2 separate regions of the Homo sapiens genome follow, and region 2 is linked to region 1. A link is a contact called in ENCODE Hi-C data. All regions are on one chromosome and are shown on one strand. The core of a region is the stretch at or near the end of the contact, and the rest is flanking DNA. Distances in the headings are between cores, read along the strand shown. Region 1 holds the start of DPP4 (dipeptidyl peptidase 4). Region 2 has its middle 280 kb from the start of FIGN.

What was found. Hi-C counts contacts between places; a loop is a spot of excess contacts on that map. Pooled maps may share reads with other maps.
Region 2: a pooled map shows a loop between it and region 1 (6-fold over the local background). The contact joins the enhancer-like site here to the promoter of DPP4 in region 1. A Hi-C loop is called at or near these places in 2 of 37 single-sample maps with no recorded cell type and 4 of 50 pooled maps.

Annotation. Positions count from the first base shown.
Region 1 is chr2:162,072,022-162,077,060 of GRCh38, reverse strand. It overlaps DPP4 (dipeptidyl peptidase 4), which reads left to right and starts at 2,846. Exons shown (of 26, transcript NM_001935.4): 1 at 2,846-3,085; 2 at 3,575-3,662. The coding sequence starts at 3,080. DPP4-DT (DPP4 divergent transcript) reads right to left here and starts at 2,204. Exons shown (of 3, transcript NR_147697.1): 1 at 2,126-2,204; 2 at 1,450-1,583. It also overlaps the pseudogene TIMM8AP1. RefSeq lists a promoter at 665-2,441, enhancers at 1,996-2,693, 3,128-3,327 and a silencer at 2,718-2,977.
Region 2 is chr2:164,011,748-164,016,786 of GRCh38, reverse strand. No RefSeq gene overlaps it. Among named protein-coding and RNA genes, the nearest start is that of FIGN, 280 kb to the right of the region's middle. RefSeq lists enhancers at 1,010-1,159, 1,200-1,249. Within about 2 kb of position 2,571, at least 5 of the 41 ENCODE cell types and tissues checked have a DNase peak (open chromatin) inside an H3K27ac peak, as active enhancers do.

The sequences.
Region 1 (5,039 bases), core at 1,597-4,096:
GCTTCCTATTATTTTGATAGTGGGACCACATACATAAAAATCTCTCATTTGTGTGGAGTCATTTCGATTTCAAGGGAGATCCTTGTGTTTTTCAGAAAGGGCAGAAGTGGGGGAAGAATAATTTAGTATCCTTATCTAGTGTTTGATTATCAATGCTGGAGAAAAATATCTGTAAGAGTGTTTATACAGTACACTTCAGTTTTCTTGATGATCTCCCTTTCCTATATGATGATTTGCTTAAATATCCATATTAAGTATAGTCTCAAGGTAAGGTAGGCAGCCTGAGAGTCTAGAGGTCTTTAGTTTTAAAGGAATCTAGCCAGTGAACATAATTCTTATTACTAGACTGCCACAAGGAAGAAATTAACTTACCCTGTATATCAGGGTACAAAAAATTCAATGATGTGCCTAAATAAGTTATAAAGATTTAGGCCAATCATAAGCTAACAGCAGTTTCAGGTAGAGGTGCATGCCTAATGTTAATTAGTGTAGATTCCATTTACTGCATTCTTTTGATCACTGAAATAAAAGCTATATAAGATTCAAAAAAATTGATTAACTCTGTAAAGACCCTATATTCAAATAATGTCACACTCTGAAGTCCTAAAGGTTGGGATTCTAATATATCTTTTGGAGGGACACAATTCAATCCATAACATCAAGTAACTGCACAACCTAGCTACCCTAATAAACTGAGTGTTGCCTAATCTACCACATGATAAAATTGGGCATTTGCAGGAGCATGCTATTATTAAGCGAAAATTGTATCTATATGATAAAGGAGATAAGCCCACCAGGTCCACAAGGCACAAGAAACTCAGACTAGCAGAAAACTTAGACTCTATGATGCCTGCTCCCATTGACTCAATGTCTCTCCCTCAGTGCACACCTATAGCTTCACAAGGAGTTTCCTACAACTAGGCAACAGATGAGGGAAAGGAGTCAATGTTATGCAAAGTAAGCTGGCACTAGCAATAAGTAGATGGCTGCTGCATCAGAGTCCCTCCCAGGGATGTCCTGAAACACAGCAGAAAGGGAAATCTTACTGACAAACAGAACTTTGAGCAGAACATCTGCTTTTCTATTTTGCAAGAAAAAAGAGATGGCCCAATGTAAGATCTACACTGACTCATCAGTGGTGGCTAATGTGTTGGCCAGCTGCTACCTTAAGGATTTGGAAAAAACAAGATTGAAAGACTGGTGACACAGAGGTCAAGGTGGGGGAGGCATGTGAGAGAGTCTCTTGAAATGGGCACAGGGTGTGAAGATATTTGCGTCTCATGGAGTGCCCTCCAGAGAACAAATTGACCTGTCCCGTAGATGTCAGCCAGCCTCCTGCCAGCTTCCTTGGGGCTTGCTGAATGTACAATGAGTGCCATGGTGCTGGCATGGAGATGAAGCACAGGCTTAACTCTCCAGACTTCCTTCACCGAGGCTGATGTGGCTTACCAATGCTGAGTGAGCAAAATGCTGAGAGTGAAGGGCAGCACTGAGCCCCCTGTGGCACCATTCCCCGTAGTCCGTGTTAAATGGCCTCTCTTCACAGCATCAGTTCACAGGGTCCAGTAACACCATTGACTCATCTTCCTCAGCAGTTGGAAGAGGGAGGAGGAGAGTTAGTTTCAGCCTCTGGAGTTGGGGGTGAGTGAGGATACTGATGTATCACAAGCAACTAGTGGGCAAGGGGGAAAAGATGACTGAGTTCAAAAGCAATGCCTGGATTGGAAATAAAAGATGGAAAATTGCATTAATTCATAATCATGTGGTAATGCCCCATCGGACTCTGCATTCTTAATCTTTTACCTCTACTGACAGAGAGGCTTTGCTTTTCAGCTGCTGTGAACAAGCTGAAGAGGCCTTATCCTCTTATCTGCAAGAGTGGAAGTAATCACAGGGGGCCCTAAAGGCAAATGTTTACCTGTGTATTTTATCGTGAAAGTGCCAAGGGTCCAGACCTCACCTCTCTTGTCCCACTTTATCTCCAGTACCTAGAAGGGAGGCTGGCACATTGTAACCACTCAAACATCTGTGGATGACTGGAATAAATGGGAGGATGTAGGAATGAATGAACGAATGAATAATCCTTTAGGGAACAATAGAGAGCTGGGGGAGGGAGAAGCCATACCTGATCTTTTATTCTTCTCCAAAACCCTTGAAAAGACTATGAGAGGCCGCATAGAGTAGCCATTAAGACCTTGAACTCTTAATTTAGGATCTACAACTTCCTAGCTGAATGGCTTGGCCAAGTTATTTATTCTCTGTGTACAGTCTTCCTTCCTGTAAAACAAACACAGTAAATGCTTAGAGCAGCACCTGGGAAAAAGTCAAGTTCCACATAAGTGTTACTGTCATTATTTTTGTCATCTTGATGAGTGTGTAAGCCTGCAAGACAATCGGGAAATTCCCTAGGGAGGGTGAATCCAGATACTCAGCTTCCAAGGGCCATTCAAGAGGGAACAATCACCTTTTCTCTTTGCCTTTCATACTGCTTTAGACCCCTCACTGCTTCCTAACATAACTTTCACTGGCAAGAGACGGAGTCCTGGGTTTCAGTTCCAGTTGCCTGCGGTGGGCTGTGTGAGTTTGCCAAAGTCCCCTGCCCTCTCTGGGTCTCGGTTCCCTCGCCTGTCCACGTGAGGTTGGAGGAGCTGAACGCCGACGTCATTTTTAGCTAAGAGGGAGCAGGGTCCCCGAGTCGCCGGCCCAGGGTCTGCGCATCCGAGGCCGCGCGCCCTTTCCCCTCCCCCACGGCTCCTCCGGGCCCCGCACTCTGCGCCCCGGCTGCCGCCCAGCGCCCTACACCGCCCTCAGGGGGCCCTCGCGGGCTCCCCCCGGCCGGGATGCCAGTGCCCCGCGCCACGCGCGCCTGCTCCCGCGCCGCCTGCCCTGCAGCCTGCCCGCGGCGCCTTTATACCCAGCGGGCTCGGCGCTCACTAATGTTTAACTCGGGGCCGAAACTTGCCAGCGGCGAGTGACTCCACCGCCCGGAGCAGCGGTGCAGGACGCGCGTCTCCGCCGCCCGCGGTGACTTCTGCCTGCGCTCCTTCTCTGAACGCTCACTTCCGAGGAGACGCCGACGATGAAGGTGAGTGCCGCGCCACGTACGTCCCCGGGGCGAGCTGTGGGGACCTCTTCGCCAAACTCCCCAAATGGCCCAAAAGCTGGCGAAACCGGACCAGGGACTCCCCTTAGGCGGAAGCCCCAAGGCCACCCTCTGACAGGTGAAGGGACGTCCCAGAGCTCTCGCTTAGCTTTCGGACCCTGGCTTCTGCTAGGACCCTGGCGTCGAGCTTTGAATGTCCCGGAGAGCCACTCACAGAACGCACGCCCGAACCCGGGCAGGGGTAGAGAAACCAACGCTAATGTGCTCTGAAGGCACAAGTTCAAGGGCACCCGCCTTAGAGAACTCCAACTGGCGCACTCCAGACGCCACCCCCACCCCCAGCCCGCGGTCTCCCTCTTCTAACGCACTCCCACCTGCAAATCCTGCTGCCTCTGGAGCAGCCCCGACCCTCCTACGGAAACTGGGGCCACACGCTTCCCTCTAATTGGACTTGATCTGCTCGGCTTGCAGACACCGTGGAAGGTTCTTCTGGGACTGCTGGGTGCTGCTGCGCTTGTCACCATCATCACCGTGCCCGTGGTTCTGCTGAACAAAGGCAGTAAGTTTGAAACATTTGAAAAAGATAGGACAGTTGGAGCTCAGGTCAGGCTCCGTCTTACCACGCTAAGGGAAACGAGGGATTTTGCGTGGGGTTGGACCAGTGCCCCGAAGTGTAGCTGAGAAGGCTTCCCAGTTGTTGTTGCTGCTTGTAGAGCAGCAGCTGGATTCACTTCGCGGGGTCTTCAGTGTTTAGGCTGAAACTCTTGCGGCTTTCACGTCTTGTTATGTATAATAAATGCATGCTTCCTGAAATTAGGGAGAGTCGGGATTTTTAAAATTTCAATTTTAAATTTAATTTGTAAATTTTTAAATTTACATGTAATTTTTGAGAAAAGTTTTTGGGTGTGATCGAAAAAGGAAAAAAGGCAGTGTTTAAAGAGCCCAAAGACAGCAGTAAGGATATCTGAAATGGAAAGGAAAAATGAGAAAGCAAGCCCCAAAATACAGTTTTGAGAAATGATGTTCCACAGGGAACCCAGACTGTTTTCCCTCAAGGGTGGTGAGAATTCAGTTGGAGGGTGGGGAGGCAGGGAAGTAATTGACCAATTTAGCAGTATTGCAGAGCTAAATAATAAAGCTGGTATACACGATAATATTTAAGAAGGGTCTGGAATCAGTGATGTTTTGGTGGATTCTTTTATTTAAGGACTTTCATGTCTTTTTAGCTTGCCTAAATGTATAAAACACTCACATAATGGAATACTCACTGTAGGATGCAAGCAAGTGAGAACTACTAGTTTCAGTCTCCCCTGGCCTTACTTTCCTTTTAAACACTTGCTTTCATTTCAGCATTACACACTATAAATTAGTCAGCCAGTTAAAGCATTCTCTCTGGAAGATTTAGTCAACTGAGGAATGTATAGTCAGTGCTTGCATACTCAAGGAGTCTTATCTAGATTTTAGGATGACAGTTCAGAATTAGATTGTAGAGCTATGAAAACCATGCTTGCTGTGCAATTCAAGGCCAGGGCAAATGTGCCAAAGGTTAAATAACTGAATGGGTTGACCTACTGCTAATGAAATTTGAAGAAACCAGTGGTTGCTACTATTTTATACCATTAAATGACAGTCCACTTAAGCTTGACTCTTGTGGACTGTTAAAATATAACTATTTTCATAAAGCAACTCTTTGTGTAAACCATACATGCAAAGCCTTGTGGGAGAAGAATGTGCTAGTCATACAATTGATAAATATAGGGCTTACAGGCTTACATTATGTTCCAGGCACCGCGTTAGTTGCTGCAAATACAAAGATTAAATTTTGTAAATATAAATATAAAGGCCCTGACCTCAAGGACTGTATAAGCTAGTGGGAACATGCAAACAAATATGACTTGTTTTACATATATATGTGTGTATGTGTGTGTGTGGATAC
Region 2 (5,039 bases), core at 1,322-3,821, 1.9 Mb before region 1:
TTGATTTTGCCTTGCTTTTTGAATTATGTTGTGCTGTTTTTCTCTGGAACCTACATTCATATCTGTTGTCAGACAAAAATCTATTTTGTAAAGGGTTGTTAGTGTTTGATTGCCTCTTATCATGGATTATATATACATTGTTTCACGAAGTTTTGCTCAAGAGATCACTTGTAACATCCAGTATTCCTCAGCAGTTTCAGTCTGAGAAATGGGACATTCTTTACCCCACATTTTATAGATTTTGGATAATAGTATGGGTGCTTTTTTCCCCCAAGGCTAGGAGTAGGGCATATACTTGCCAGAAGCCACTGTGAGCCCAGAAACACAACAGCATGCTTATTTTAAATGATAGAACAAATTATTCCTGTTTGTGAACAAAAAAATTAACATTTAAAAATATTTCAATTTGGAGAATTTGGGAAGAATTATCAGCACATTTGAGATGTGGGAGGAGTGTTATATTTTATTGTAAAGTCATTTGCTAAATTATTTATCCCTGTTCTTTCTGACCATCTTATTAAATATAGAAGTGTATTTAAGTCTTAATATTAGAGAAAAGAGATTGCACTGTTAGCCACTCAGCTACCCTTTTATATTTGCCTGGTAGGTTGAAGCATTCCCTGGCATCAGTCTTTCAATAGATTGAAATTAATATCTCTAATTCCGACTTTAACCTAGGGGTTTGCTGTTATCTGATGGTATGTTAATAGTGCTACACGAGTCGTAAGCCTGTCCCCTCAACCTAGAGAGTTCATTAGGCTTTCTATGAGGTGAAAAAGAGGAGCAGGAAGCCAGTGCCAGTTATTCATTGCCTTATGACTCAATTCTAATCACTTCAGTGCATGTGACTGACAGAGAAATGCTCTCTGCCGTGATTGAGGGTATTGATTTCCCAACCCCTTTCGGGGCACACTAGACAGACACAAACAGAGGCTTCGGCTTTCAAAAAACCTCTTCATCTGCCTTAATCACCTGATCGATAATCAGCATCAAGACTAGGGATCTTGAACAAAGCCTCCGCCAATGTCTTTATTTTCTTTCTTCCATTGGGCTACAGATCTGCTGAGTCAAGGTGATCTTAATAGATCAGAAAGTGAACAGTAAGCAACAACGGTAGCAGCCTTTAGTGACAGTTGTTAGATCTAGAAGTTCCCATTACAAAAAAATGTAACTGTTTCTCTCTTCCTCCTCTCCACCCACATCCTTCATGGACCATTGGCTGGCAAACTAACCCCTGCATACATGGCTGAACACTCTGAGAGCCAGCAAGTGAAATCACTTCTGTGACCCAACCAACTGGAACACGGAGTGTGGGGGAGTGGGAAACATTCATAGACAATGAGCTAGCTCATGAGTTTCATATTTTACAGTGGAAGACCACAGGCAAAGTTAAGTCTGAATTATATCTGAGAACGGAACAATAAGTAATGTGAAACACTCAGCTCGCCCAATACTGAGTGCCTCTAGACAAAGCTTTCCATTTCAAGCTTTTAAATATTTGAAAGGTAAGAGTATGCTCTATTTAAACATTTTATAGAACATTTCTCGTTCGGTTTTTTTAAAGTATTTTGATCAGTCACATCTATTTGAAGCTCTGACATTTTAAAATTAAAATTGAAACACTGTTTCCACATCTTGGAAAAAATTTTAATAAATGTTTAAAATTAACTTGTAAATTAAAGGGCTATCTTTAAATCTTGGCATTGCCCCTTCCTCCAAAAGTGTGTAACATTACCTTCCTCAAAAGTTTGCTTTGTTAGGATTTTAAGGGGAATTTTTTTTCTATAACCCCACCGATTTGATTGTGGTAAATGGTTAATTTGTGGTCCTACTTAAAGAATTTTTTTATTCAGCTCTAAGAATTCCCTACTGAATGGAAAACAGTAACACTTATCAAATACCATCTATATTGCCAAAGTGTGAAATGTTTCCAATTAGAATTTCATTCATGTTTAGCCAATTTTTCAATTGAATTAAAAAAGCATAAAACACACATAATCTAATGTATCCTCTGTGACGAGTGAGTCTTTATTTTGCTGAATTCAGAAGAGCCTCATCCAATATAATCACTGCATTCATTCCAATTATAAGAGCAAAGTTGTGCAGACTTCTTATATGTTATGCGATGTCAAGAAGCACAGTGCCCAGCACTAATACCTCCAGTGAAAAAGGCAGCGATTTCCCACAGCAGCGCCTTGATTTAAATTACAGAGCACATTTATTATGCTTCTGTTCCTCAGACTGTGAAATACCATAGTACAGTAGCTTTGTTCTGACCCCTTCTCCAAAGCCCTGCCTCAAAGTGTGACTAATCTAGTGCCGGATGACAGCTAACTTCAACATCAGACAACACGAAAATTGAAGACACTTTTTATCCTCTTGCCAATCTGCGAGTGTCTGAATAAGCCTCGTCAACTTCATTACAAACTCATCATCTCTTGTGTAGATAATGATAGCCTAGGCTGGTGGAGAACTCAGCTTCTTGTTGTTTTTACTGACTTTCTCTGCCTTCAGGCCAAGCATCTGTGGGGATAATGAATGGAGCAATTCTTTTGGCACAAAACAAAAGGCTCTTGGGGTGGGGAAAGGCCCATGGCGTCAGTCTAGGCACAGCTCTCACAAACGAAAATTCTTTGTTATGAATCGCTCCTCAGAAAATAGCTCTATCGTAACCAGAGAAGTGAAGGACACAGAGTAACTTTGTACTGAGGCAGGGAGGTTAAAGGCAGTGACCATGTGAAAGAATTTCAGAGGGATTTGATTCTTCTTTTATTATTTTATTTATTTATTTATTTTAGGTGCCTTTAGCTAAAGCCTATTTGTACCAGATAGAATAACTGTACAGTACCAGCTGAACTATTTAGGATACATTCATTCTAGCATTTCAAAATGGTAGACTTTCTGAATTAGTTCTCCTAGAACTACTGATGGGGTGTGTACAGAACATATAGAGAATGTGAGAATATAGCAGTAGGGAATGTACAAAGATCCAGGAGCACCTTTTAAAGCAAAATTCATCTATTATACTAGTATATGAATATATATCATACCTTTCCCTAGTCTGTTGAGACAGAAGTTAGAGCTCATAATCATCCAAAATTTAAAATATTAAAAATAAGTTTTTACAATTTTATGAATTGTGTGATTAAGAAACGTGGGTGATAGCTAATTATGCCTTACAAGTATGGTAGCTTTATATCATTTATACATATCCCTAATAACTATTTGATCACTTAGCAGATTCTGCTACTAGGCATATTAATCGGTGGCACATTTAGTAAAAAAGATCTTTGTTAAGTAGTGTGGCTGAATATGATAGTTATTTTACCAATTTCTTTTTCTCTTTTTAGAACGTGAAGTTAGTGTGACAATCCCACAATAAAACCCACTCTCTTGAAATTTGATCATTTACTTTGAAGTGATATTCAGCAATTAAATTTTGTATTTCTTTCAATGTTCGTTATGAAAATTGATGTCAATTTTCTGTCTCCTCACCAATTGAAAATAGCTTCTGCATATTATGTCATCTAGTCCATCTGTGATATATAAGGCGTGCCTAGGTAGGATATTTATTAATTTCATTTTAGATTGATTATTTTCATGTCATTTTCATGTGGGCACTTAGGAAGCAAGGGATGAATGAATACAATGCCACTAAGTCAATTTATAGTATCATGAGCAATTCCAGTAATAACTGTAGAGGTCATAAAAAGAGAAAAACAATAAGAGCTAGGGAAAAGCTATCTACAAATCTTTAGCTAAGAGACAACTATTTTGTGTTCTTTTGTTGTTGTTGTTAAATAATATCCTTAGGCATTTGTTTCTCATAATTAAGCAGCAAATGCTGTATTTTACATGGAGATACACTGGTATCTGTGAAGAGAACAGATTAATGTAATGTTTTGCTACCTTTGACCTTGTATCCTTGAGTCTCTTGATTCTATGTCACCAAACATAGCACTGTAATAGAGTTGAGGTCCAGCTAATAGTGTGTGCTATTCTGACTGTCATGCTCCATCATTGTAACTTACTGCATGAGGTCCCCAATGTAGCCTCGTGTGCACATGTACACATGCACGCACATGAGCGCATGCACCCACACACAGAAAATTCCCACTGACAGAAAAAAAAAGTAATCAGAGAATGCTTTTAAATACAGATTTTTCATTCAACTCATAAACAAAAAAATCATCTTGTTCAAGGTCTGTGTTCTAAAATGTTGTGATTCAGAATGCATTTAAATCCACCTCTCTTATAAAGTTTATTAGAAGGAGATAATCACAAAACATCCAAGCTCTTTTTTTTTTTTTTTTTGCATTATCCCATTATGGCAAAGTGTTATCAATTTACATTTCAATTTTCAACCTATTAACGTTAAGCTTCATAAAGTGAGAAAGTACTCTATGATGTTTTTGTTTCTTGACATCGTTTCTTCTTAGATGATTGGTTTAAAAACAACTTGAAAATATATTAAATTGTTTATAAGTTAAATGTATTAAATAAATTATTCTTTTATTATCTACTTCCATGTTTCCATATATATATATATATATATATATATATATATTACACTAGTAGGAAAACTGTGTGAGTTTCAAGCAGCTGAGCATTGCCCCAAAGCTATTATCCAACATTTCAAAATTTAAGAAGGGATTAAGATTCCTTATGAATGCTGCAGTTTTCTAGTGAATCTTGAAAACATAAATGAAGAGGCAGCTGTAACTGTTTCTAAGTGAAAGGAATACTCAAGAAGTATGTTTGATTTTAAACAGCCAATCCCAAGCCCATTATGAGATTTTAAGCTCCCATCCTCTGCTCCTTCTCTTATTCTCTCATATCTTCCTTCTTCCTCCTCTCCCTTTCTTTCCTTTCTTCCAGTTCTCCATTCTCCATCCTCATTTTAGGTGGCTAGTCCACTGGACTTTAAAAAGCAATTTCCTTTATCTGGAAATAGCACTTTCTTTTTCCAAATTCACTTGAATATAGCTCTTCAACCACATCATGTCAATCCCAAATATTATCCCAGTGACTGCGTCTGA